Regions from separate parts of the Homo sapiens genome. Here all the other regions are linked to region 1. A link is a loop called in an ENCODE intact Hi-C map of the cell type or tissue named here. Cell type or tissue: IMR-90. All regions are shown on one strand.

What was found. Peaks named below come from ENCODE experiments on the same cell type or tissue, not always from the same donor. Only the 100,000 strongest peaks of a DNase experiment are listed, where the experiment ranks them.
Region 2: it touches region 1 in a loop (9-fold over the local background); 2 of 110 quality-filtered maps call a loop at or near these places.
Region 3: a loop joins it to region 1, with 6 times the contacts of the local background. A loop is called at or near these places in 9 of 110 quality-filtered maps.
Region 4: a loop joins it to region 1, with 10 times the contacts of the local background. A loop is called at or near these places in 11 of 110 quality-filtered maps.
Region 5: a loop joins it to region 1, with 16 times the contacts of the local background. A loop is called at or near these places in 23 of 110 quality-filtered maps.
Region 6: it touches region 1 in a loop (16-fold over the local background); 72 of 110 quality-filtered maps call a loop at or near these places.
Region 7: it touches region 1 in a loop (18-fold over the local background); 9 of 110 quality-filtered maps call a loop at or near these places.

Annotation. Positions count from the first base shown.
Region 1 is chr4:54,959,143-54,963,142 of GRCh38, reverse strand. No RefSeq gene overlaps it. Among named protein-coding and RNA genes, the nearest start is that of LINC02358, 120 kb to the right of the region's middle. In IMR-90, a CTCF peak has its summit at 1,577 (motif pointing right); a DNase peak (open chromatin) is centred at 3,352; H3K27ac peaks cover 1,486 bases; H3K27me3 peaks cover 46 bases.
Region 2 is chr4:54,536,808-54,540,807 of GRCh38, reverse strand. No RefSeq gene overlaps it. Among named protein-coding and RNA genes, the nearest start is that of LINC02260, 68 kb to the left of the region's middle. RefSeq lists an enhancer at 967-1,468. In IMR-90, no CTCF peak of the experiment used is centred here; no DNase peak of the experiment used is centred here; H3K4me3 peaks cover 375 bases.
Region 3 is chr4:54,438,945-54,442,944 of GRCh38, reverse strand. No RefSeq gene overlaps it. Among named protein-coding and RNA genes, the nearest start is that of LINC02283, 110 kb to the right of the region's middle. In IMR-90, a CTCF peak has its summit at 1,912 (motif pointing right); no DNase peak of the experiment used is centred here; H3K27me3 peaks cover 587 bases.
Region 4 is chr4:54,656,600-54,660,599 of GRCh38, reverse strand. It overlaps KIT (KIT proto-oncogene, receptor tyrosine kinase), which reads right to left and starts at 2,643. Exons shown (of 21, transcript NM_000222.3): 1 at 2,519-2,643. The coding sequence starts at 2,585. RefSeq lists a silencer at 3,064-3,358. In IMR-90, a CTCF peak has its summit at 1,771; no DNase peak of the experiment used is centred here; H3K4me3 peaks cover 2,280 bases; H3K27ac peaks cover 936 bases; H3K27me3 peaks cover 1,486 bases.
Region 5 is chr4:54,682,295-54,686,294 of GRCh38, reverse strand. All of the region lies in intron 1 of KIT (KIT proto-oncogene, receptor tyrosine kinase), which reads right to left. Among named protein-coding and RNA genes, the nearest start is that of KIT, 26 kb to the right of the region's middle. In IMR-90, a CTCF peak has its summit at 2,489 (motif pointing left); no DNase peak of the experiment used is centred here.
Region 6 is chr4:54,320,887-54,324,886 of GRCh38, reverse strand. No RefSeq gene overlaps it. Among named protein-coding and RNA genes, the nearest start is that of LINC02283, 10 kb to the left of the region's middle. RefSeq lists an enhancer at 1-145. In IMR-90, a CTCF peak has its summit at 1,873 (motif pointing left); a DNase peak (open chromatin) is centred at 1,876.
Region 7 is chr4:54,382,563-54,386,562 of GRCh38, reverse strand. No RefSeq gene overlaps it. Among named protein-coding and RNA genes, the nearest start is that of LINC02283, 52 kb to the right of the region's middle. In IMR-90, a CTCF peak has its summit at 1,796 (motif pointing left); no DNase peak of the experiment used is centred here.

The sequences.
Region 1 (4,000 bases):
TGGTCCTGGCCCTGGTCTCTGGCAGTGCCACCTCTGCCCTCTATCTTTCCAGCTGCCGAGGCTGTGGCCACTCCCAGCTGTTGCTGACTTCTTGTGGCTTCAGTGTCCCCTACAATACTTTTCATTTTTTTTCCTGCACCATATGGAACTACCTGGAATGGATTCTGTTCCCCTGACCTGCCTAGTTGGTATATAGACCCATCACTTCTCCTTTCCCATACACTCCTCCCACCTTCTTCCTTTCTGAGGCTAGCATAAGGAGAGCTGAAGGACTAAGTCTCATTAAACTGCTCAAGGGATTTGTTATCGCAGGCAGGAACAGGAAACACTCCATCAAGTAAGGGTTCCAGGGCTCAGTGACCTGCATGTGGCAGAAAGCTCTATTTTCTTCCTTGGTCTTATGCCCTTGCCAATAACCCTTCATGTGACCTAGTGACAAGCATTATTCTGTATTAGGTTAAACCAAGGAATGGCTATCTTCAAGTATTTTTGATCTATAAAAATGGCAGTTTCATACGACTTGACCTAATAAAAAAAAGAAGTAGATAGGAAAAAGATAACAAATACATTGTTAACAATAATTGATAGCCAATAATAAAGCTAACATTGTGCGTTCACCATGCACAAGGCATCATGAGGTGCTTCAAACAGTGTCAATGATTGCAGACCCAGCCAGACACCTGCCCAAGTGCTTCATGTCTATCAAATCACTTAATCTTCAAAACAACCCTGCCGGGACAGTACGATTATATTCCATTTTATGAATACAGTACAGAAATGTTAAATAACTTGCTTAATGTCACACAGTAAGGGGCAGGCTTGGGATTTGAAGCCAGGCAGCTGGTCTCAACCACTACACTCTATGTTGTCTTGAACTAGACGGGGTTATTTCTATTTTACAGATGAGGAAGCTGAGAAACAGAGAGGTTAAATAATCTGCCCTATGTCACACAGCTAGAAATGAGCTAAGATGGCATTAGAACCCAGTGACACCCAACTCCCAAGCCTAATTGCCTCCCCCCTTCCATGCCTCTCTTGCACCAGTTTGTCCTTTGAGGTCTCTAACACTCCATTTCACTGGATTCTCTTATCTTTGCCTACAAAAGGTAATAACGTGTGGATTTCAACACAAACCCCTTGCACACCAATCTTTTGGTGAATTTATTGAGTTTCCCTTCTATGATACCCTGGGGCCTTACCTGTGTATGAAACTAATTCAGAAGGAAATTACTGTGGCTTGTATTAAGACCTCTGCCAGGTAAGGGATCAAAGTATCTCTTTCAAATGATATTCTAGGCAGAGTCAGACCTATCCTATTCCCTTTATTTCCTTCTTATAAAATTGGGCATTTAATGACCTTGTTTACACAGTGTATAAGTGTTTGTATGTCATATATGCACAGTGCCAAGAAGCACAGACATTATTTCTCTGGGCAACACACTCCATGTCAGTTTAGTGGTGATGTAGGGTAGGACCCCTGAGGTATCTCTGTCCAAAGATCTAGTGATCTAGGTCAGATGTTAACACGATCAGTGTGGAACTGCAAGGGTGCTGTAGCATTTAAATTGGCCATAAGAGGGCTCCATTTCTTTTCCCTAAATGTCCATAGTGATAATAGCTTTTGGGGCCACAGATGTGAAATGCTATTCTGGACACAGTAATTAAACCACATTTAGTGTAATTTACCAAAAATAAGTGAAATGGTTTGTTTGGTGGAACAATAAAGTCTATCATTTCTTTAACCTCCAAATACAAAGAGGGAAACCTTTTAATAAAATGAATTTGTTTCTCAACAGGCATTCACAGGGATTTCTCTCTTTTCTGTTTGGATGATGGCATTTGAAAAACAGTAATTCCATATTACATTTTCTTAATATTCCTCTCCTTTTTTTTGCAGTTGAGCATCGTAATAAATATTTCTGAAAAAGTGATAGTAATTGAGATGTCAAATGATCTTGAGCTTCCTTTTTAAGGCTGTATTAATCAGTGTGTAGTCAGGAAACCAAAAACCACATCTGATATTTTAACGGAGGGAATTTAATATGGAGAATTGATCACATAGGTATGGGAGGGATGAAGGAACAAAAGTAACCACTAAAGGAACCAGTAATTGCTGGAAGTAGCAACTACCCATAGGGCTGAGGAAACAAAGCTCAGGGGAAGGGGCATTGCCTGTGATTCTGTCAATGCTGAAATAGATGGACACTATCAATGCCAGGGTGAGGGGTCCCTGCTTGGGCAATAGTTGGGAGGAACAGCAGCTTCCTACCCCAGGCCTTCTGATATCCCACTAGTGTTCCCTACTATAGAACATAACAGAGAGCCAACTCCCCAAAAGAGAGATCTATAGATAGCCCCAGCATCACTGAACAGAATACAGAAAGGTAGCTTTGGAGCTGTGAGGTAATAGCTTAATAATTCACACAGTCTACCCCTTTGGCTATTCACATACCGTGTTTGAAGTTCTATACAAAAATAATAACTTTTTGCTTTGGCTATAGATGCTGTCATTTTCCATTAGCTTTTATATTGGAGATGGGTATACTAAGAAATACTCTGGGGAAACTCTTGTGTTCTAAATAGAGTTTTATAAAATAAATCTGATTTCTCTTAGTAACCAGGATCAACCAGTACAGTAATCCCCTACCTGCTAGGTCAGTGGGGATAGGAGCCCCAGGTGATTCACTGACACTCTCAACTTCTGAATCAGTGGAACAATTTGTGTGTCACCTGGTACAAACATTTCTCTATTATGAATATAGACCTCTGCGCCAGGTGTGGTGGTTGACTCTTGTAATCCCAATGCCTTGGGAGGCTGAGGGAGGAGGATCACTTGAGCCCAGGAGTACAAGACAAGCCTGAACAACATAGGGACACCCTGCCTCTACAAAAAAATAAAAAATTATCTGGGCATGGTGGCGCAAACCTGTGGTCCCAGCTACTCTTGAGGCTGAGGTGGGAGGATTGCTTGAGCTTGGGAGGTTGAGACTTCAGTGAGCAGTGATCTTGCCACTGCACTCCAGCTTCCAACCAGAAGAGCCCAGAGTTTCAGGAACAGAAAGCAAGCATTCTGGGAGTGGCTATTAAGGATACTAGTGAGATAAGCCACTCCCACTTTCATCCTTGCTTTCTGGACCCATATGTTCTGGCTAAGGAAGAAATTGGACCATGTATTCGTCACTGATTCAAAGCACATGAGGCATCTCGAAAGACAGAACCTTGACCTTCAGAGTATTCTCCCAAATTGTGCTGTAATTGAGGCTTCCATAGGCCATTCCACTTTTTATAAGGCCAGCTGCTTCAGGGTGATGGGCATGTGATGAAATCAGTGAATTCCATGGACATGAGCCCCTTGTCACAATTTTTGTGTGTGTGTATGTGGAATGAATTCTTTGGTCAGAAGCAATACTTTGTGGAATTCTATGCATGCGAATAAGGCATTATGCAAATTTAAAAATGAAAGCTTTGTTAAGCATGGGTTTTTGTGATGGCCAATACATATCTCAGCAGAGAATAATGTATTTGATAACAATGTGCTAAAAATAAAGCTACATCTGCCCTCTGTCCTGCCCATCCTCCCTTACAGACTTTCTTTGTTTCAAGGTAGGGCTTCTGTTTATTTGAGGACAGATATTTATGGGCCAAGGGCCTTATGGAAGGCAAGTCAGCTTTTCATAATGCCTACATTTCAACATAAGCCTGTTAAGAAGAAAAGGTAAAATAAGAATGAGGATGAGGTCATATATGCATTTTGAGGCAAATGTTTTTCTGAAGTTGAGTTGGCCTCAACATCAGTATTTATTTTCCTGAGCATCATGATTTCATGAAAAATGATTATCTCACACCACGTACATTCAATTATAATTTATATTTATGCTTACTTTAGGGGAGAAGTATGTAAGTGCATTGCTTTCATTCCAAAGGACCAAGAGCCTAAGCAGTTTCCCCTCTATTTGCTGGACATTGTGGTAGCAGTACTGTTCAAGTTTAATGTCAGAGT
Region 2 (4,000 bases), 420 kb after region 1:
GCACCATCTGAGGGGGCAAACTAGTGCTGAAAGCTAGGCCACGCTCTACTCACCAAGCCAGGAGCCCTATGACTATTTGTGTCCTCCCACTTGGCTGTCCTTTCCCCATTTGCTGCCTGGTCCCAAAACGGACACTTTTGCTAATTTTCACAAGGTGCTATATGGATTGGGGATGGGGTAGGGGCTAAATGGAAAACATTTTGTCTAGGAAATGTGTATTTTTTTTTTTTTTTTTTTGAGACGGAGTCTCGCTCTGTCGCCCAGGCTGGAGTGCAGTGGCGGGATCTCGGCTCACTGCAAGCTCCGCCTCCCGGGTTCACGCCATTCTCCTGCCTCAGCCTCCCAAGTAGCTGGGACTACAGGCGCCCGCCACTACGCCCGGCTAATTTTTTGTATTTTTAGTAGAGACGGGGTTTCACCGTTTTAGCCGGGATGGTCTCGATCTCCTGACCTCGTGATCCGCCCGCCTCGGCCTCCCAAAGTGCTGGGATTACAGGCGTGAGCCACCGCGCCCGGCCGGAAATGTGTATTTTTATTTATTCATTTAGTCACCAGTATTACCTCAATTTGTTTCCACCTTAAGAAATTAGCCATAACTCTGTCAGGGTTTGTGGCAGTGGACTCTGAAGATGCGGGTGGGATCCTTTCCCTCCTCAAGGGAGTAGGAGCTACCTACGGCAAATAAACTCCCCGCATGTGAAGACACTGGAACATTTAGGCCAGAAAAAGAGATGAAATTCCTGATCCCCCTGGGTGCATATCTGAACCCCCATCCTGCAGCTGTGCACCTCAAAAAGCGCAGGAACGCAGCTCCAGCCTTCAGCCTTCAGCGTCCAGCGTTTGGGGAGAAGAGCTCTTAGCTGTCAGCCGCTCAGCCACGCCCCCAAGTCCCCGCGTTCAGCCTGTCACCTTCTATTACCCAGCTCTGGTTGGGGAAGAGCATCTGGCCAGAGTGTCTGCAGGCCCAGGGGGTGAATTTAGGTTGGATTTCAAAGCTGAGCTAAGCAATCTCTCAGCTGAGCTCAGTGCAGCGACCCTGTGCAATGAGCATGCAGCTGAGCCTGGGGACGTGGGCGTGGCGGAGGCGGCGTTTCCATGCCAGGGCTCAGCGCTGCGCCCTTGATGACCGCTCAGTGGCCGCCCTGCCGGCCAGGGACTTGCAGCCAGGAATCCTCTGGATGGCTCAGCGTGGAGCCCTTCCTTTAGCTGGAAGATGCTGCCCGAAGCACCAGGGAAGCAGCTAAGCACAAGCGGCTGATCCACTATTAGCTATTCCGCGAACCGTCATCATCTCCCTGTCTAGAGACGACACAAAGACTCCAGTGGCTTTCTCTTCTTAGCAAGCTGGGGCCCAGCCGAGGTCCCTCCAAGAAGACATAATCACAGAAGAGACTGCTTCAAAGCTATGCTCTCTCTCCTGTGAAGTGGTGAAGAACCCAGGACCAGGACTCTGATGGACTTGTGTTGCAGTGCTGGCTTTACCACATGCTAGCTGGTCACTAAGGATCCCTGGTCTCACTTCTTCCTTCTGTAAATGGGGCATGGCTATAATAGCTATTTTGAGGGCTCTTTAAAAATCAAGTGAGAAAAAGTGTTCAAAGCATTTAGCACAACAAGGTGTTAGTGGTCAGGTGGTGATGATGATATATAATTTTGACTCTTAAGTCAGTGACACATATCTGTATTCTCCTTCTCTAAGGCCTCAGCTAATCAAAGTGTAGTCCCTGGACCTGCAGCATAGGAATCATCCATTATCTGGGAGCTTGTTAGAAATGTAGAATCTTGGCCAGGCGTGGTGGCTTATGCCTGTAATCTCAGCACTATGGGAGGCAGGAGGATCACTTGAGGCCAGGAGTTCGAGACCAGTCTGGCCAACATGGTGAAACCCTGTCTCTATTAAAAATACAAAAATTAGCCAGGGGTGTTGGCCAGTGCCTTTAATCCCAGCTACTGAGGAGGCTGAGGCACAAGAATCACTTGAACCTGGGGGGTGGAGGTTGCAGTGAGCTGAGATCCCGTCACTGCACTCCAGCCTGGGTGACAGAGTGAGAAAATATCTCAAAATAAAAACAAACAAACAAAAAAACTAAACTTTGCTTTGCTGCAGACCTTCTAAATCAGAATATGCATTTTTAAAAGACACACAGATGGTTTGTATTCACATTTAAGTTTCAGAAGCCCTGGCCTAGAACATTCCAAGGACTTCAACCCATTTTAACCAATAATTAGCTGGTGTCTTAGGAGTCAATAGGAGCCAACTCTCCTTTAATAGCTGTAATATTTTCTCCAGGGCTACCCTCCAGTGGCACAGCATCTGTCTAGAGCTTTATCTCCTTCTTCCCATGGATGCCCTTAGAAGAAAGTGCTGAGGAGCAGAGAAATGACCAGATGGGGCAGATGGAAGGAAGGGGAAGAGGAGGAGCTGGAAGCCTGGATGATCACAGGCTGGCTTATCAGCCTCTTGCAACCTCCAGGTCTTCCCTCCTTCCATGCCTGTGAGAATAATGTGAGAAATCAAAAGGGTGAGGCCTAGAGAGTCTGAGGTCCAGACTCACCTGGATTTGTTTCTGCAATGCATGGAGACTCTGCTTTAGGGATCCTATTCCCTGATCCACTCTCACAGGCTCCTCAGGCTTCTGTGAGCCTGGTCCAAGGATAGCGCCATTCATTTGTTCATCAAACAAATACTTGCTGAATGTATGCTATGTGCTAGGTAAGGCCCAGTTTTCTACTCCCCAGGTTGGGCTCTTGCTATGCCATTAGTTAAACTATCACTCTCTGGGTGAAGTTGGGGATGTGATGGTAGTGGGATCCTTGGTGAAGAACAGTCCAGATCCCCGCTTCAAGCTGGGACTCTCATTGCCCCAGTTGCTGTCTGTGTTGGTGGCTGAAGTGCATCCAGCTTAGTCCTCTCTGGGAGGTCCTTGGTCACTGTCACACCCACACCCTGGGGCAGCCCCAGCTAAGTAAGAGCTGCTGGATGGGGATGGGGCAGTTGCCTCAAGGCAGAGCAATTCTGAAGGTCAGAGTGGTCAATCCGATCCACCGAGGCCTCCATTGTGACTATGTGACGGTTCAGTCTCTCTCGGTGTCCAGGCTGGCTTCTGTCACCACTCATGGGTATTGCTCCTAACTGCCCAGCAGACATGTGCCAACAATTCAGAGTCAGATTCTGTTTCCAGGGTATAGACTGAAGATAATGATATATTCTAAGTCCTTTCTGTGACTAAGTGCCTCTGGCTATGACAACAAAATACAGGCAACTATTTTGCTAAAATTTATATATTTGCATTTTTGGAAAAAAAAATCTCAAAGCCTATTAAAGAGCTGCTAGAGGAGATAGGTTTCCAGATGTGTTTACTTACTTTTTACAAATGTAAAAGCAATTTAAATTATGTGAATACAATTTCATTTTAAAAGAGGTAAACAATGCAGAAGAATACACAGGGAAACTTGAAAGTCCCCTTCATCTGAGTCTTCCTCCAATCAACTCCTTGCTCCCAGATAACCACTGTTGGACTGTATCATTCTACATAAACCTTTTGCTATTCATTTGCACACATACAAATATATATAAACATATTTTTAATATAAGGGAGATCAAGTTGCTTAAGATATTTGCTTATTGAAGTCTTAGATCTTTTTTAAAAAATCACTAAATATAGATCTGCCTAATGCTTTTAAATAGCTGTATAGTATTCCATAGCATGGATATATGATTTAGCCTTTTCCTGGGTGTGAGACTTCTGGTGCTCACCTATATCTAGTTCTTCTTTCCCTTGGACACATGAGAGAATTCTACTGTTTGTTTTATTGAAGCTATTTGGAGCCACATGACTAGCTCTAGCCGGTGGGTTGAGAGAAGAAGTGACTTGTATCACTTTTGCGTTCCAGTATTTCATTGCAGGTATAAGACCTTCTAGCCCTCTGTTCCCTGCCACAGTAAAGAAGGCCTCCTATTGAGATGATAAAGCCACAGGATCAAGAGAACCTGGATTGC
Region 3 (4,000 bases), 520 kb after region 1:
ACTGTCATTATTAATTCTGTTTTATAGGCAAGGAAACTGAGGCTTAGAGAGGCTAAGTAGCTTGCCCAAAGTCACACGGGAAGTAAACCAGAGAGGTCCAATTTGTGTCCAGCCTTTCCTCCCTGAGGAGTCCATGCCCTTATGTACTTTGCTATATGGCAGTTTTGAGCTTGTCTGCAATTACCATGTGTAGACAAGGTACTAGACACTACTAGACACTGCTGGACACAGAGCCACATCTGAAGATACAGTGCAGCCCAAATAGACATGGCCCCTGAATACATGGTTCTTACAGTCGGAGCAAAAGCAGACATTAAACAAATACTTTGAAATTCTTAAATGATCTCAAGTGTGCAAGGAGTTCTGAAGAAGGAAGGGACATTAGGTTTTTTTCCTCAATAAAACAAGAAAACTAAATTAATACAATCTCCCTTCCAACTCTATCATTCTCTTCTTTTCAAAAATTTGCAACCCCAAATACAATGTAAGCCAACAATACAAATCATTAGACCTACAAAACTTCTGTTCAGCTCACAGAGCTTGTGCTGACCTATGAAAGCCCCATGTTCTTCAATTTCAACAGCTCTCTTTTTAATTTTAGGCCTTCTAGGAGGGGCCTACTAGGTTTGCCTAACTCATTACATTGATAGAGTGCCTTAAAGTTGACCAACATTTTCCCATGTCTTAGAGTCTTCCCGACCATCTTGTGAGGTGGGCGCTTGTCCCTCCATTTGTGAGTCATAGTCGTATTCACTGAGCACTCTGTTATGTGCCAGACCCTGAGCTACACACTTCACATACTTTATCAGTCAGTCTTCATAACAATCTTCCTGTATGAAGGAAGTAAATATCATGATAGATGAAGAAGTCAAGGCTTAGAGAAATAATTTGTCTAAAGTCTAACAGCTGGGAGGTGGAGAAACAGGGATTGTCTGCTCCATAGCCTGAACTCATGGCACCCTATTGGGAGATTTGGCTTCCCAAGGACATGCAGCCAGTGAAGGGCAATGTTAGTATTTGAACTTCAGTCCTTTGTTCTTTCCTCCATAACCCAGATACCTCTATATACCTATGTCTGCTTTTGTGGTTTGAGCACATAGGCTAGTGGAAAGATATTTTGAAATATCTTAAGTGTAGATAAATTGAGGAATATGTTCTACTTCATTTGGCTATTGTCAAGTTTTTTTGTGTGTGTGGGAACAAAGAAGGTTTGCATTTATAAGGCAGAATTATTAGCAAAGGCATTTCCCATGTATGACTGGAGCTAAGCCCTGAACTTGCCTTACTCGTTTTTGACATGTTTATTAACAGTCGAGAAATGCAGAAGCGTGGAAGGCAGACACACTGCACTTAAGCTCTGATGTAGTTGGCTAAAAGAAACTGACCTCCAAGCCAATACAATCCTCAAATGTAGATGTTGCCCAAGAAAGTAGACTTCGAAATCTTCAATGTCCTTAGATGTTCCATTGGATTTTTCTGTGACTCGGTCTTGCTCCTCTAAAACTCATATCAAGAAAGATCCTTTGGGGTCTTTTGATAAAATAAAATTGATAAGTGAATAATATTGTTTACATCAAACATAGTTTAGTACATGAGTGCTCTGTAATGCTATTCAAGGAACATGACTGTCCACGTTTTAAAATTAATATTTTAAAATAAAACCAATGGGGAAATCTGGCTAATTTTAAGCAATGTTGTATTTTTATAAGTTATCAAGAAAAAATGTGCTTGGTATAGAAAGTTGTTTAGTTTTAGAAATAAAAATATAGGCAAATAAACCCCAGAAAGAAACAAAAACATAAGGGTTTGGGCACAAATAGAAGAATCTTAAAAATCAGATTAAAGATAAGAAAAAATTATAGACCCGGTTTCTGACCAGCAATTTACTTCCCTGACACTAGATGGGGCTCACCGGTTGAGGTTATTTCCTTTCCCGATTTGCAGACAACGTAGAGAATTCAACTGGGATTTGGGTTTAGCATTTTAAAAGATAAGTTATTGGAAGTTATTCAATGGGAATCCTAATAAGATTGACTTTTTTGTTGACAACAATAGTCTTATTGAGCAAAGCTAGCTTTATCCCAATTTAACATGAAATAGGTCACTATTAGAAAAGACAGCTTTATTGTGTTTGTATTTGGGATTAACGGATAAAATAAATAGTTCTTTTCTTCCCACAGGGGTTGATGGGCCAGCTTTATTCTAAATGACTGAAGACTTCTGTTCTTTTCAACAAACACAGTCCTCCAATTAGGAGCTGCAAATAAGATTATATGCCCTGAATAAGTCTGAAAAGGTCCTTTTATAATTAGAAAGTTTGTGTGTGGGAAGTGGAAGCAGCATGAAGTGCTCACTGTGGCTTTATTAAAAGAGTGACATGAAGATTTTCCCAAATCCTCATCTGAGTGCTCGAAAATGATAAAATAAAAATTATGAAAAACTGTATGCATATTCCATTTCTTCTTTTTCTTTCTGAAAGCTTTCACATTTATGCTATAGAAACAAGTCAATGGTTTTTTAAAATTTTATCAGGCATATTCGAAACAGACTGTCATTTGATAGTGTGCAGATTGTTAAAATACAAGTGAAAATGATTTCAATGAAGGGATGAAGTTTAATACAGTGCATACTTTATATTTTCATTTTAACACTTTTATGATCGTCACTCCATCACTACAGTGACATAATATTTTGTTAAATATGGTTGGACTTAACTTATATTAAGCTTCCTGGTCTGTGGACACACAGGACTGATTGTGCTCAGCTACTCTTCTAGACCAATCAGACTTTAGTATGTAAATGGACATTTCCTGGATGAACCAATGACCGTCCCCCACGCCCCCCCGCCCTCCCCCCCCCCCCCCCACACACATTGCACTCGGGACCCAGTTGCATACAGCCCTTACAGCTTCACAGAAGGAAGATGCCTGCTGGACACAGCTTCCTATGAGCTAAGACGGGAAGTCAAGGCTGGCAGGAAAGAGGAAGAGCTGAGAGGCTAGATAATAATAGGAAAATAACAGTTCCAGGCACTGTGGACAGAACCACAGCCAATCTGCGGCTCAGCCACTTCCACAAATATATTTTGAGTGCTTACAATGTGCCAGACACTGTCCGGGGGCTGGAGATACAGCAGTGGACAGAGACAGATATCCCTGTCCTCAGAGAGCTGACATTCTAGACTTTCTGAACTAATGTGACTCCAGTGGATTGTTATTTTTTGTAGTTTAAGTTATGAAAAAATTATTATTCGGAGATAAAATTATTTAACAATATTGAATGTGCTCTTTCCAGCTGCATTCTCACTACCCCACTCCTATCCCATCCAGAAATTTAGACACACTCCTCCCTGTAGGGATCACCATGCCACACAGACTATAAATGTGTTCAGCTGCTGGGCTGTTCTACTGAGAGGACTTTTATGTCTAGATGGAACCATAGGCTTTACATCATAGCAAGGTGTAATTTTGACAAATGGTTCTAAGTCCTGGTTGCACAATAGAGTCATCTGGGGAAGCTTTATAAAAACACCTAATGCCTATGATCCCTTGAATATCACACCGACAGCACAGGAAACAGAAGCAAAAGTAGACAAATGGGGCTGCATTGAACTAAAAAGTTTCTGCACAGCAAAGGAAACAATCAGCAGAGTGAAAAGGCAACCTGTGGAATAGGAGAGAATATTTGCAAACCATATATCTGATAAAGGGTTAGTATGGAAAATATGTAAGAAACTCATACAATTTAATAGCAAAAAAATCAATAGCCTAATTTAAAAATGGGAAAATGACTTGAATAGACATTTCTCCAAAGAAAATATACAAATGGTCAACAGGTGTATGAAAAGATGCTCAACATCAGTAATCATCAAAGAAATGTAAATCAAAACCACAATAAAATACCATCTGACACCGGTGTGGACAGCCACTATTAAAAGAAAAAAAAGGAAAAGAAGAAACAGAAGGAAAGAAAAGAATAAATGTTGGTTAGGAAATGGAGA
Region 4 (4,000 bases), 300 kb after region 1:
ACTATGTACACCACACATGTCATACGAAACTTAAGGCCCATTAGAAAGCATGCTATAAATGCATAGCATTACATGATTTACAGAGTCATGAGAAAAAAAATGGGAATGAGTGGGGGAAAAAACAGAATAGGGATAAATGAATTATCTGGGGTCTCTTATTTCCAGCAGGATAATAATTTAGAGTGCCTTGTGTCCAGCTGCTGAGAATGACTCCAGCCTCACACCTGCAGGAACGAAACGGGGAAGGTATGATTCACTATTCCTAGCAGGTTCATCCTGTTAGGCACAGGAGCTGTAATACTTGGGGGGCGGGGGCCCTCAAAGGGCAATGCAGAGGAATATATGGGAATTGAAGGGCAGTAAGCATAAGCCACAGCTCCTTGCTTCAGTCAGGGGCAGACCGGTCAGATGCACCCATACTCTATGACTTCCCTGTGAGCAGGAGAGGCAGAGGAATTTCAAAGAGGCAGACAGGGGCCAGGGGAATAGTTAAAAAGAGTGCTGAGTCTACACTCAGAACATTGGAGGAGAATTCTGGACCCAAAGGATCCTTCATGATGCAGATGCCTCCTTGTACTCTGGAGGACACTGCGTTTCCCAGAATTTAAGCAACCTGCCCTAAGCAACCTGGCCAAGGGCACGCAGCCAAGAAATGGCAGAGAAACCGAGAACCCAGGGGACAGAGCAAGGCTTTGTCGTTACACCACACTGCCCCCCCAGGAGACAGACCTTAAAATTCCCTTTGCCAAAAATCTATTGGGGAGAAGAAAACCATTGATTCTTTTAATTTTTTAAAAGGGAGATATTCGATGTGGTCTTTCTAGTCTCCTACTAGGTTCTAGTTCACATAGCTTAACTGATATTAAAAAGGTCAAGGCACAAAAACATAAAGACCAGATGTGTTGTTTTAAGCTAGGTGATCAAATCCTCCAGAGAATCCGAACACTCCCTCGTGACCCCTGCTGACCCCTCCTGCTGCACAGGGGTCCAGATGCAAGGCCTCTCTGCCCCCCACAGGAAAGCCCTCACAATAGTTACAAGTCCAGGACGCTGCAGACTGCGCCTGGAGACTTTATAGAGAAACTGACCGGTAGTCGACAGTCTCAAAACCGTTCATTGCGCCGCTTCCTTTCAAGCGCTTGATTCCAGCTAAGACTCACTTTCTATCCTTACATCATCAGGGTAACCTTAAAGGTTTGTTTTAAAAAATGACCTGGGAGATAGCAGGGCTTCAGGGGTGAGCTGGGCGACCTGCACTCGCCCGCACCAGCGACACCTGGAAAAAAGGGAACGGGAGGCAGGAATCTGACCAAGGGGCTCCAGCAACCTGCAAATCCTTCACCTAAGACCCAGTTCCCGCGCGGATATACCTGGATTTCTGTTATAGCTTTAAGAACTGAGTAGGATTTGCAGAAAGTTCCACGCCATCTCCCACCCCACCCCCAGGCAGCCCTGAAGTATAGAAGTCCCGGGGGCGGGGAGGCGGGCGGTCACGAATCTCAAAAATTTCCGAAGAAAACAGGACCTGCGAATACAGGTCGCAGACACCGGGAACTAGGGGCTTTCAGAACCCGCCAGGCAGGCCGGGCACTCTGGCCGGCGTGCTAGGCGGTTGGAGTCAGGGAACGCAGAGTCCCAGCACGCTGTCCCTTGCCTTCCCGGAGCAGGCGGCAAACACAGCCTCCAGCCGCCCCGGGGCGCGCGGCAGGAATGAAACGGCGCCGCGGCAGAAAGGGGCGAGCACGGGATGTACGAAAGCAAAAAGTCTGCAACCTAGCGGCTGCTTTCCACACGCCCTGCCCAAGTTGTCCCTGTCGCCACCACCTCCAGGCTCGCGGGAGTCCGGCCCCACAACAGCCCCACGCCGCGCACTCCCAGCGCAAAAGCCTAACCCGGAGGCGGGGAAACGCCGCAGCCTTCGATTGGTCTCCACGGGTGGCGCCGCGAGCAGAGGCGGCAGCGGGTCGGTCCCCAGCTCTGGGCACAAAGAGCGCCTGCGGTTGGAAGGCAGTAGCCGCAGAGCAGAGAAAGGGCTCTCTAACTTTGCCCTCAGCGCGGCGGAGAACCTGCAGGCAGGTCCTCCCGGGCGCCGGTCACACACACGCAACTTTTAACAAAAGGAAGCTGCGGCCGCGCCTCGCACGGCAAGAGAAGGCGCTCGGTGCAAACCCCTGAGCCCCCCGCCTCCGCCCCCCGCGCAACGTCGGCACAAAAGCCACCCCAAACTCGCACGGAGCCTGCAGCCTCGCTCACGCCTAACCCCCTCTTGCTGTCCCCATTCCCGAAGAACCCCGGATTCGCGTCCCCCACCACCAGCAGCTGGGGTCTCCTCGCGCAGGTGAGCGAGGCAGGGCGCCGGAGAGTCCGAGGGCCACCTGGAGTCTCCCCGGAGGCTGGAACGCACGGGCACTGAGGGCCCGCAGTCCTCTCTCCGGATGCACCCTGGCGGGTACCACCCTCCCAGGCACAGGCTTCGCCGAGTAGTCGCACGGTCGGGGTGCCAGCCGCGGTGTCCCACCTGTCTGGACGCGAAGCAGTAGGAGCAGAACGCAGAGAAAATCCCAGGCGCCGCGAGCGCCTCTCATCGCGGTAGCTGCGATGGGATCCGAGCTCTGGTCCACGTTCCAGCTCTCGCCCAAGTGCAGCGAGCGCGGCAAAGCCGAGCCCCCAGAGCCGCGAGCGGCGAGCAGCAGCCCCTCCTCCCAGCGCCCTCCCTCTGCGCGCCGGCCACGCCCCTCCTCGCCTCCCCTCCCTCGCGCCCGCCCGGGTCTCGCTTCTTCCCGGCGGCGTCTGGCCCCTGCTCTTTCGACGTGTTAATGCCGGGGGGCCGTGCCCGCCGGGAGGAGGAGGGCGCGCGCGCCCTCTCTCCCCGCTCTTGACTCCGGAGCCCCTTTCTCTCTCCACCTTTCCACCCCTGGGATGTGGACGGCCAGGCTGAGGCCGTTCCCGGACCAAGGAGGTGCTGCCCGCTCGCTTTGTGAAGCTGGGCACCACGCACACGTTAGGGCACGGGCCCGCCACCTGCCAGGTGCTCCCCAGACAATAAAGGTCGACTGCCCGCCCCTCGAGCACGTTCGGGCGGGAGGAGGCTGGACGCCGCTGCTCGTGGAGGTGGCATGGGGATGGGGAGGGGAGCGTTAGGAAATTGAGCCCCGACATTCCCCTCCAGGCCTGTTAGGAGCTCCTGGCACCGCGGTAAAGGCTGAGCCCGGTTTCGCTAATTGTTTCTGCTCAATTTCTCCACCTGCTTCGTAACCTGTAGGAACACAGTGGGTTCCTATTGGTCGGCGTGGCCTCCGCCCAAGAAGCCCCTGCCGGGACTTGTGTGGAGACAGGGGCGATGGAGGGCGCGTGGCGAAGTTTGCTCTGGGAGCCCAGGTTTTCATACACGTTTTCCCCCCTCCCCCCAACGCTGCCAACCCCAGTAATGATTTCTCTGCCTCTGTAACAGACGACAGTTTTAGGGCTAGGGCTCTTAACTGCCCTTGCCGGTCCCAGGAGCAAAATAAAAGTACAATGATTCTCTTAAGCCCGATTTCACTGCCCAGAAAGTGCCTTACCCACAGTCTCATGGTGGATCCTTGAACGGAAAGCAACAACAGTATCTGTATAGGGGTTAATAGTTCTTCCCCACAGCGACTCGTCTTTTCATGCTCACGATAACAGCTTTGTGAGGAGGGTAGAGCAGGTATGTTTATTATTGTAGTGAGGGAAGACCCAGGGCTTGAACACTTATTGGAAGACCTACTCCAAGAAAGATGAGCTTTCCCTATGCATTCTGATAAACTAATAAGACATCCCTCCTGAGAGCTTAAGAATGGAAAAATAAATGGCAGATGCCCATCAGAAAAAGGGATAGAACAGATACACCTAGACTCTTCTCTGAAGTATCATCCAAAATTTACAGTTGCCCAGCTGCCCCACTTCATTTAATATTGAAAGCTCTCCTGTTGTTTAATAGTGTGAGGACCCAGGTTGATGTAAGAAAAATGATTTTTAA
Region 5 (4,000 bases), 280 kb after region 1:
CCATTTAAAAATGATTAGCCATTTAAAATTCACAAAATAACAGACTTCATTACAGCATATTTAGTTTTTTTTTTTAAGTAGCTCCTTAAGTATATTTCAAGGTTGGTCTAAAGATGATGAACTAATTGACACAGGGGAATCACAGAACAGAGAAATAAAGCTAAAGCTAGAGTGTCAGTAATTAATGGCAAACAAGGCTGGATCAGTAACAAAGCAAGCACTTGTGTAACGTGTCCTTATTGATGAAATGGGAATTGAGCTCCTATCATTTGGCCTGGGAATACAAAGAAGGGGCTCACAGCCCAGTGGGGAAGACAGACTCACATAATTACCATACAATGAAGCAAGTACAGGCTAAAACAGGGCAGAGTATTATGTAGAACTGAGCTGGGAAACTAAGGCAGTGGGCAAGTGGAGAAGGCTCAGAAAAAGATTCCTAGGGCTCAAAACAAGTGATGTGTGCAGCCAGGCTGAGGGGTAGAAGAGGAGAAAGGTCTATCACTTGGGTCAGGGGAGAAGGGAGAGACATTCAAGACCAAATATCACAGAACTAGTGGAGTCAGTGCCTAGGAGTCACAAAATCATTCAGAATTGCTGCCGGTGTGAGGCTAGAGAGGGACAGAGGGCAGAACCCCCGGAGGCCTCCTCCGTCATGGTAAGGGGGTGAGCTGCAGATGTATGTTTTAGGAGGACTCCTCTGGGAGCAGTGAAGGACAGTGCAAGGGGAACAGAATTGGAGAAAGGTCAGCCAGGAGACAACCAGTCAGCGACCCAGAAAAGAGCTGATGAGGGCATCAACCAGAGGTGGTGGGATGAAGGGGAGGGGTGGCTTTATGCCAGGTGAGCCTGGGACCTTGGGTGGGCTGGCCCTGGACAGTGAAGAAGCAAGGAGAAAAATATCCCTGGTTTTGTCTTACATGATGGGGAGATGGGGTGCCAATAGATTGGAGGGGTAAAACAGATTTTGAGGCATTTGGCCCAGCAGGCAGCAGCAAAAAGGTTCTGGAAACTGGAGGCAGGAGGTGGGGTATATCCACAGATATACTCTGGAGTCTTACTGGCACACAGAGGGTGGTAGTGGTGTCCATGAAATCCCCCAGGGAGGGAGTGGAGACTACAAAGAACAGAGGGGCCAGGGAGAAATGACAAGGCCCAGGGTGGCTGAAGTAGGATAGAGATGACAATGACTCCACTGCTAAAGGAGAACCAGGAAATTCCAGATCAGACAGTGCACAGGGCCTTCTATAGAAGGTTGGTGCAAAAGTAATTGTGGTTTTTGCCATTACTTTGAATGGCAAAATAGATGGACACTAGAACCTCAGGACAAGGTAGTAGGTTGGGGAGCAGAGAAGGATGGGGAACCCACCCTCAAGTCTCCAGGGCACAGGACTGGCCACTGACAGCAGTGAGGAGAAACAATCATAGAACTCATACACTCATTAGCAATCCCAGCTGCATGTCGGAACCACCAGAGCTTTGCCCACAGTAGTCAAACCAGGATCTCTAGATGCAGGGCCTGGCAACTGGTACAGCAGAAGCAGGCCCGGCCATTGGTATGGCAGAAGTGGGACATGGAAGAAGGGAGCTTTGTCGTGCTGCCGGGGGAGCAGCAACTGTGGGGACTGGCTGGTGTCAGGGAGGAGTTTGGGGGAGGAGGTGGAGGGAGGACCCTCGGAGTCAGTGAGTGTGGGGGACAGTGCCTGATGGCAGCATGAAGACACAGGGTGCTTCCAGAAGGCTCAGAATGAAGAGTTGGGGAGATGAACATCCACAGAGGAAGATGGCAATAAAGAAAGAAGGAACTGAGGGGAGGGATAGCCAGAGGGATGACTAGAAGGGCTCCTAAGTTGACCTGCCCAGGAGCTGATGCATGTGTCCATAAGGTGCAGAAGCCCATTTTGGGCTCAAGCCCCCCTTTTTTTGGACCTACTCTTTTCAGGAGACTCTCAGTGGTACAAAGGAGCCCATGGTACATGTGGGTCCCACATTTCCAAGGACATGTGAGACGAAGTGTTTCCCAGGTTCGCCAAGGCTAGAGAGGGATGTCACACTGCACACAAAGGCACATCCTTTGCAGCGGAGGCAGTCAGGCTGCACCACCCCACCCCACCCCACCCCACCCACACACCTCTGTGTGGGCGTTCAACCTGGGTGGATTCACCTGTGGTTTGGGCCCTTCCTGCCTCTGCTACTGAGTAGTTTCCTCCTCAGGGCCAAGTCAGCCCTTCAGTTTTCTGCCTTAAACCACACGGACATAGTGCCAAGGTATCATTTGTGCCGATCCCACCTTTCCTGTAGCATTTTCATGTTCTGCTTTTCTGTCTTTTATTTTTGTGATCTCTGGGCAAATCAGACAGACTTCATTCTCTGCAATGAAGCATTTCCCCACTCAGATTCCTCAACATTGCCCAGCTGGGAGATTCATTTTAGTGCAACCCTCACCTTGACTCATTCCTTCCACCAGTTCCCAATTCACAAGCGTGCCACCTGGTGGCAAAAGAAGATGCCCTTGGGCTGCTTCTGCTTTTTGAACAGCACTCCCAAGATAGAGAACATGTTAAATGTTCTGTGTGCTTCTAAGGAAACTTACTAAGAGGACCCAGCAGCAACGACTCAAGCTTCCAGTGAGTGTGTTTTAGAGACAGGACATCTGTCAAAGCTTTTCTCAGGCTGGAGAAGACAAGCAAAATTATTAAATGTTTGGTGTCTGTTAAATATTTAATATTTGTATATATTAGATGAAATGTATAAATGCATACTTTTGCAGGTAGTTACACTTGGGTTTTGGGGGTTTTGTCTTCCCCACCCCCCCACCTTTTGGTGGAGAACGAGGTCTCACTATGTTGCCCAGGCAGATCTCGAACTCCTGGGCTCACGCTATTCTCCTGCCTCTGCCTTCCTAAGTGCTGGAATTACAGGTGTGAGCCACCGCGCCCGGCCATAACTGCATACTTTTGCTCTTAAGCAATTAGTGAAGGATGTGAAGGGGAAAATATATACTGGTAGAGACATAGCAGTTCTGGATTCTAAATCATTAGGCAAGTTACTTAGGTTCTCTAGGCCTTGTTTTTCTCATTTGACAAAGTAAAGAGTCTAAAGCCACTAACAATTCTAAGATCTGTAATTAAATGCTTAGAAGAAATAAATGCTGAGGTGATGGGATAACCCCAATTATCCTGATTTAATCATCCTACATTGTATGTTTGGAATTAAACACATAGGCCCCATCGGAAGGTTAAGACAGGCCGGGCACAGTAGCTCACACCTGTAATCCCAGCACTGTGGGAAGCTGAGGCGGGAGGATCACTTGAGACCAGGAGTTTGAGACCAGCATGGTCAATATGGTGAAACCCCGTCTCTACTAAAAATACAAAATTTAGCCAGGTGTGGTGTAGCATGCCTGTAATCCCAGCTACTCAGGAGGCTGAGGCACAAGAATCGTTTGAACCAGGGAGGCAGAGGTTGCAGTGAGCCGAGATTGCGTCACTGCACTCCAGCTCGGGTGACGGGGCGAGACTCTGTCTTCTAAAAAAAAAAAAAAAAACGGTCAAGACAAAGAAATATCGGCCGGGCGCAGTGGCTCACATCTGTAATCCCAGCACTTTGGGAGGCCGAGGCAGATGGATCACTTGAGGTTAGGAGTTCAAGACCAGTCTTGGCCAATATGCTGAAACCCTGTCTCTACTAAAAATACCAAAAAAATTAGCCGGATATGGTGACATGTGCCTGTAATCTCAGCTTAGGAGGCTGAGGGAGGAGGATCACTTGAACCTGGGAGGTGGAGGTTACAGTGAGCCAAGACTGTGCCACTTCACTCTAGCCTGGGAAATAGAGCAAGACTCCACCTCAAAAAAAAAAGAAAAAAAAGACAAAGAAATCTCTTACATTAATAAAAATTCAGTGCTTGGGCCAGGCACGGTGGCCCATGCCTTTAATCCCAGAAATTTGGGAGGTCAAGGCGGGAGGATTGCTTACCCAGGAGCTCAAGACCAGCTTGTGC
Region 6 (4,000 bases), 640 kb after region 1:
CTGACCTTCCCTCCACTATTGTCCTATGACCCTGCCAAATCCCCCTCTGTGAGAAACACCCAAGAATGATCAATAAAAAATAAATAATAAAAAAAAAGAGGCTGTGTTTCTATCTGGTGGACCAACTAGAGAAAGGTTCACTTTCAAGTATGTTCCAGCTGTTAGCAGAATTCCGGAATTCCTTTCCTGGCAGTTGTGGGACTGATGTCTTGCTAGCTTTTGTACAAGGATGGCTCTCGAATGCTAGAGGATGCCCTCAGCTCCTTGCCATGTGGCCTCTCCTTCTGGCTGTTTCACACTTCCAATCTCTCTGACTTATCTGTCCCTGACCTCTGAACACGTATTTAAAGGGCTCATGTGAGTGGGTCTGTACCACCTGGGTAATCTCCCTCTTTTAAGATCAACTGATTTGGGATTTTAATCACATCTGCAAAAGCCCTTCACCACACACAGCACCTAGGTGAGTGTTTGAATACTGGGAGAAGGTGTGTGCACCAAGGGCCTGGAATCCTGGTGGTCATCTTCAAGTTCTGCCCAGGACAAGCCGTCACTGGTACCCAGTTGATGTGTGAGGAAGGCTGGAGACATGTTGCTAGTGCTCGTGTTCCGAGTCATTCTGGGGAGGCCGCAAGCCTTTGGGAAAAGCCCTTGTCTGCCACAGCAGCTTGTAATGGGACAAGAGCAGTGATAGGCATTGTTGTGGAGATGGATGATCAAATGAGTCAAAGGCAGCACTTCCAGCTGCTCAAGTCCTCCCCATGGCGAGCAGATGACTGGGAAGTGCACAGGCAGAGGGAGTGGCCCTGGTGGGCATGAGGGCTGCTGGCCTGGCCAGAGAGCAGAGTTAAGGGGATGGAGTCAGTGGAGACTGAGATAAAGAGCAAAAGCCGCAGACTCTAGCAGTGGGCCCCAGCATGGGAGCCCACCAAGTCTGCAAAGCCAGTCCTGCCACCCTCAAGAGAGGCAGAAAGGGTTCAGAGTTTTGCACAGAGACCCAAAGGTCTGGGCTCTTCTTTCCTGCTGAGAGTCTGGGAGCCACGGCCTTCCACAATTATACCCAGAGCCTTTTTGGAGAATAAATAAAGATGGGGAGGGGATCAGAGAGCCTGAGGAGACTTGAGTTGAGTTTTGGTTTTCCTCGGACTGATGGAGGTTCCAGGGCCCAGGACTCCGGGGTATCAAAACTGGAAAAGTCCTGACAAACAGGAAGGTTGGCACCCTAGCTTTAAAAGGCTATTTCGATTATTAAGTTGACCTAAGATTTAAACTAAATTATGCCAGGCTGAATCTCTCTCACACACACACACGCACCCCCACCTCAGGAAGGTCATGACCATCTACAGTAATGATCAGCTGCGCTGCATTTTTTTTGCTTGCCTGAGTTGTAGGTCTTGTACATTTGCAATACCTCATCACCAGTTTCATATTCTCTTGCTTCATCCTCACAGCAGCACTGTAATAAAGACAGAAAGGGGAATGACAGACGAGGCCAAAAGATGGCCTGAAAAGCCCACGACCAGTGACTGCATTGCAGGGCCCATGTTGGAACCAGATTGTTCAATTCCCAGTTTTCAGCATATGATGAATCTTCAGATCTAAGAATTTTGCCACCTACGCTTATCTTTTCCAGGGCTCTGCTTAATTTCATTAATAAATTAAATCCTGAATATTCATCACATGTCGATTACTATTCATCGAGTGTTCATTGGCTTCATGGCCATATTCAAGACATCAGGTGGGCATGGTCTCAGCTGAACCACAGCCTTCGGCAGTGGGCCCTCCTCACCTGCCTTCCTGGCCCAGATAACAATAGGAAAGTCAGAGCAAAGAGCAGGTCGGCCAGAGCACTATCTTTGTGTGATGCTTCCCCCTTGTGGCCAACTTGCCACTTTGGACAGGAGGTAAAGAATTCTCCAAAAGGTCTTCCTGTTCAGGGATTACCACTTAGGCAGGTAAGATGCCTGGGCTGAGGCCTGAGCCTGGGTGGGCTCTCCCATGCCCCAGGCTCAGAGATTTCACGTGAAGAATCCGGCTTCTTCATCCACTCTCTACTCCTTCGTGGACAAGGCAGGTGGAGGACAGATTGGCCCACAAGAAATCTGGGTGTTTGAAGATTAGGGACCCCAGAATAGTCTCTGACCTCCAAATTCCAGCCAGGAAACTCATCATTGTTTACCACCTGATGCTCTAAGACACATCAGTGCTTGACTGTCAACATATGTTCAGTGCATCTTGAGGGTGTTAATAGGCTGAAAGCAATGGCCAATTGTCCAGGATGACTGGGGAAGAGAAGAGTTGGTGGTTAACCATCCCATAATCTTCATCAAAGCTGCCCTCAGGCCTTCCTTGGTGTTTCTATTCTTTCCTTATGTATGTATAAATACAATTTATAAATTTCATATATATATTTCAGTATATATATATGTATATATATACATATATATATATACTGGAACATATAAATATGTACTTCAGTATATATATACTGGAACACATAAATATATATATAATATATATACTGAATAGAAATATATTTTTACATTCTAAAACTATATTGACCCAATTTGGCAGCCTAAGCGATGATGAAGCGGAGCAGATTTAGCTTGGCACATGGAGTCCTGTTCTACACAGGCTCCAAGACGAGCAGAGCCAGCCTATGATGGAGAGAGTGTCTGAGAGTAGAAAAATAATCAGAAAAATGGTGGCGGGCAAGGTAGAAGAATTAGTGGCAGAACGTTCCTGGATTATTTTTCTGAAGTCAGAAGCTCCAAGGAGGCAGCACTAATGGCAATTAATTGGTTAAAAGAATATTTCAACTAAACTTGTCTCACACTGGGTTTATGTAACTTGGTCTAGTGTAAGGTTCAGGGTGAAAATGGAGATAAGAATTAGAGTCAAGATGGCAGAAAATCTTCCCATTCTTGTTCTTGATAGAAAATCCATCTTCCGTTCTCCTCGCACCTCCTATGTCTTGTTTACATCGTTCATAATGCCTTCTCTTTCTGCTTGCAGGCCTGATTTTAACTCTAACAAATAAACTATTTGGGCAATTATTTCACTAAGTCTTTTTCCACTACCAAACCAGAAATGGGGACAGAAATGACAACAAATGTCTTTGAGTGAATGAGTGAATGAATGAAGGGCTGGATCACTGAATGAATAGGTGTTCAGTGCTGTGTTGGGTACAAGGGGTCCAGAGAGGAACAGAGAGAGGAGGCCTGGCCTCAAGGATCTGACAGTGGAGCAAGTAATTAGAAGGCTGAGGAATGCTTCAAAGCACAAGGGCAGTGAGCTATGAGAGTCTCCAGCAACCTGGCATGGTTTGGGGGTATATGAATTTAATGCCTCAAAAAATGCTTTGTTTAATGCACTAAACAAAGAGGTGGGAATCTGAGGAAAATGAGTGCCAGGCAGACAGAACTGTGTATGCCAAGGCCCGAGGCAGGGAAGGGATTAGCTCATTAGCAAGAGGGAAAGAAAATCACTGTGGCTGGGCCAGAGCGAAGGGGAGAAGGGCATGGAGTGAGGGGGCAGGGGCCAGATCACACAGGGCCTTCAGTCCTTACTGGGCTGGGCTTTTCTCTAAGGGTAGTAAGAAGCCATTGATGAGTAGTAAGCCATGCAGTGACATAATCAGGTTTGTTTTTTTTTTTAAAAAAATGAATTTCTCTGGCTGCTGTGTGGAGAATGGATTGGCCAGAGGGAAGAATAAAGAAGGCAAGGCCCGTCAAGAGGCTGCAGCGGCAGTCCAGGTGAGAGGTGATGCAGGCTTGATCTTGGTGGCAGTCCTGGAAATGAGGAGGATGGGGAGGATCCGGGAGTAATTCAGGAAGAACTTGTAAAGTGTATGAGTCAGAAGAAGGAGTCAGGGATAACACCCAGGTGTGCGGTTTGGGCAGCTGATGCACAGGTACTAAGAGGAGCAGTTCCTGGCTCATTTGGGAGCATCTTGAATTTAGTGTCCTGTGAGGAGCCATATGGTCAGTAATTGCTATGCAAG
Region 7 (4,000 bases), 580 kb after region 1:
TCAGCAGATCTGCATGGGATAGGCCCAGGCAGATTACAGGACTTCTGGTCATTTCTGATAGTTTCTTAATCTTACAGAAAATCACAACAGCCTTTGTCTTTGTCATTCACCATACTTTCTATTCCCTGCTTTGGTGCCTGATTCTCTGCCTCCCTTTAATCTTTTGAAAGATTTATGGCACCAGCACTTTTGCATGTGATGTGCTCATCTGATGTCAGTTACCATAGACGGAGGCTGGCAGAGAGATAGTCGGTTACAGTTGAGGACGTGTGACTCTATGTGAGGGAAACATTTCTCTGAGGAAATAACTTGGCATTTCAGCTTCATACGAGGGCCCATTGGGGAGAAGAGAGGATGAGATGCCAATTCGCTAATGGGAATCTACAACCTTGAGCCCCCCTCTCCACAGAGAGCTCAAACACTCGTTGGCGGGGATCGTTTGCATTTACTTACATCTCAGAGGCTCTGGTGGAAATACAATCTCTAAATATTGAAGGCAGAGCTGGAGACACAAAAATCGCTTTGCTTTTATTTGCCCCAAACCACATACACTCAAACAGATGAAATATGTATGAAGTGAGAACCATCTGTGGCACGTACAGAGTGTGTCCCATGGATGCATCCGGGGGCCTCATTGTGAGATTCGGTTACCTGTCTGACAGAGACAGAGAGCCAGTGGCAACTGCATCTTTGATTTGGGCTTTTTTTTTTTTGTCTTTCATGCAATTTCTCTCCATGTAGTCTTGACAATGCCCTTTAAAAATGTATTTTAATCTTGGATCTCTCTGTCTACAGGATGATCCTCTGAGAGAGTCTCTTTTGGACAGAGGACTTGCAAAGTAAGACTAACACAGCTGGGGAGCACTGGGGATAGGTAAAAGTGGTGATGCAGGTTGTTTGCAGCAGGTGGCTACAGAATGGCTCAAGGCAGGGGTATCTGTCTGGTTTGCACGGGCACCTGATAGCCTAGCAGTGGGGCTGGGGTTTTTCACTCCAGTTGGGTTCCTTATGGTGGGGAGCCTCCTACTACTGTTTCTGCCAGTCTGGCATCAGAAGGTGAAGGGAGGAGCTGGCTATGGGATCACACCTGGTGTATTGGAGGTTTGGGGGTGTGTATGGCACAGAGATAGGGAGGTAACATTACACATCCAATGTATGTGATGAGTCTTCAGGGTACTGCCATCCTTCAGAACAGCCTCCTGGCCTCCTGCCATCCTCTTTGCCTAACACACAAAAGCCCATCTTCTGTGTTGCTCTTTGCTGGAGATGTGTGGAGCTCATAAACTTCTCATGATCCCCAAACATTCTCAGGGCATCTTCAGATTCCATTCTTCAGCATCCTCCACCGGCTCCAGGGAGACAGGGATCCCAGCTCCTCCTCCAGGCTATGCTCTACACAATCTCCCTTCACCTTGCCTCAGGCCCACCTCAGAGTTTGTACAGTTTCCTACCCAGCAAACCCTAAATTGGTACATGCCACTCGGAGAGGAGCTCCACGGTTTCAGGAAAATGAGCAGCGGGGATTCTGGGTGTGTGGGAGAATGACAGAATTAAAAAGGAAAGAGAAGATGGCCTGCCCCTCTACAGCTCTGCCTGAGGACAGGGTAGTGGGGAGGGTTGGAAAACTCACCCAGGTGCATCCCCATGCCTGGCAGTGACCCCAGACCTCTAAGGCCAGACATCTCCCTGCGAAGTTACATGATAGATAAAGAGAACTACGTTGGAAGGAAATGGAGGAAGCATGTCTAAGATCTGAAGACCCACTTACCACTCTGATTCTGCCACCTGCTGGCAAATCTACGATGCCATTGCCCACACAGCCGAGTCTGGACTTCCAAGCGCAGTATACAGGCCCTGCATGATCCCACCCCTGTTTATCTCTCCATCCTTACCTCCTTTGTGCTCCACTTCCCTCTACTCCAGCCATCCTCTCGCCCCTCCTCACTACCCCACCCTGCTCCCATGCCCCACACATACACAAACAATATCAGACAGTTTAGAATCTTTCAAACATCTCACACTGCTTCTGGCCCCAGGACCTTTCTACATACTGCTTCATCTGACCTCTGCGCTCCTCTATTCATACACTCCACAAAGCACCACGGAGGTACCAGGCACAGAGAAAAAGAAGACCTGGTTCCTGCTCTCATAAACTCACAAGAGAACTTTCTCTCTCCTCACCCACTCGGTGAACTCCTATCCATACCTCAGAACGCAGCTTTAACATCCCTTCCCCTGAGACTCTTTGCTTCTGCCTGGGGAAGAGCCTCCTCCCATCTCTGAAGCCCCTGTAATGTTGCTCTTCTCATAGAACAAAGAAGTTCTCTGACTCTCAGAAGCCTGTAGACCCTTCAGCAGACAGCACAGTGCAAAAATCCTGTTTCGGTCTCTGTGGATAAAACTTGGCTCAGATTTTATTTGGGGCCGGTGTTTATGTCTCTCCAAGCATTACATGCACATAAATGTACATTTAGACATGCTCCCATACTTCAAATGCTTCTTGTGAGGATCTGTTGATTTTTTTGGTAGGCGTTAGATGGTAGCATTTTTTTTCATCACAAAAAGAACATGAAATGTAATAAAATTGAACAAGATGCAGCGTACATTTCTCCTTTTCTGTGGCATCTTTTCAGAAAAACTGTGGCCATGGAATTTAACCACCCATCTTAGTCTGTTGGGCTGCTTTTTAAAAATGCCTTAGACTGTGTAGCTTAAACAACAGACATTTATTTCTCACAGTTCTGGAGGCTGGGAAGTTCAAGATCAAGGTGCTAGCTAATTGGGTTTCTACTGAGGGCCTGCTTTTGGGTTCATGGATGGTGCCTCCTCATGCAACCTCACATGGTGGGGAGAAAGAGAAAGAGCTCTCTGGTGTCTCTTATAAGGACACTAAACCTATCACATCACGGCTCCACCTTTATGAGTTTATTTATCTTTAATTACTTACTTACTCCAAATATAGCCATACTGGGAGTTAAGGCATCCGTACATGAATTTGGGGAAGACATAATTTGGTCTATAGCACACCAGTGTTTTTTATTCTTTTGAAGCCCCTGCCTCACAGTAACCTGATCCCATACTGTTCAATTCCCAAATAAAAAGGGCATGCATGCCTGGTGCCTCTGACACTCAGTTATATTTTTAGGGAGTTCTTAAAAAAATTACTTCCAGAAAACTTGAAAAATATAAAATGTACCAAAAAAGAAAATCAAAAGTCACCAACAAATCCCTTAACAACATTTTGATATGCATCCTTCCAGCTAATCTACATGACTAACTAGTTGTCTATCAATATTTTTAATAAATATTGTATCATCCTTTACAATCTTGTGGCTACAGATGGCTTATATACTAATTAGAATTCAGCTCTGGTTCTCTGTGGATGCATTGTGAACCAAATAACATACCCAAGGATCTGATAAACCAAAAACTGTCTTTAACATTAACTTCTCAAAGAATTATACAGATTTGCTTTTTTCTTTCTTCTTTTTTTTTTTTTTTTTTTTTTTTTTTTTTTTTGAGACAGAGTCTCACTCTGTTGCCCAGGCTGGAGTGCAGTGGTGTGATCTCTGCTCACTGCAGCCTCGACATCCTGGGCTCAAGCAATCCTCCCACCTCAGCTTCCTGAGTACCTGGAACAACAGGCGCATGCCACCACTTCCAGCTAATTGTATTATTTGCAGAGACGGGGTTTCATCATCTTGCCCAGGCTGGTCTGAAACTCCTCGGCTCAAGTGATCTGCTTGCTTCAGCCTCTCAACGTGTTGGGATTACAAGCATGAGCCACAGTGCCTGGCTGAGACTCACTTTTTATCATGACATCTGTCACCAGGGACTTGATGTGGATGAACAATCGCACCCCTGCCCTCCCACACACACACATAAAACATGCTCCCCAGTCACTGCTTTGGAATAAAGACCAAATATTTACCACGGTCTGGAAAGCTCTGCATGGGCACATGCTGGCCCTATCTACCTTCCAGCCCATCACACACCAGTC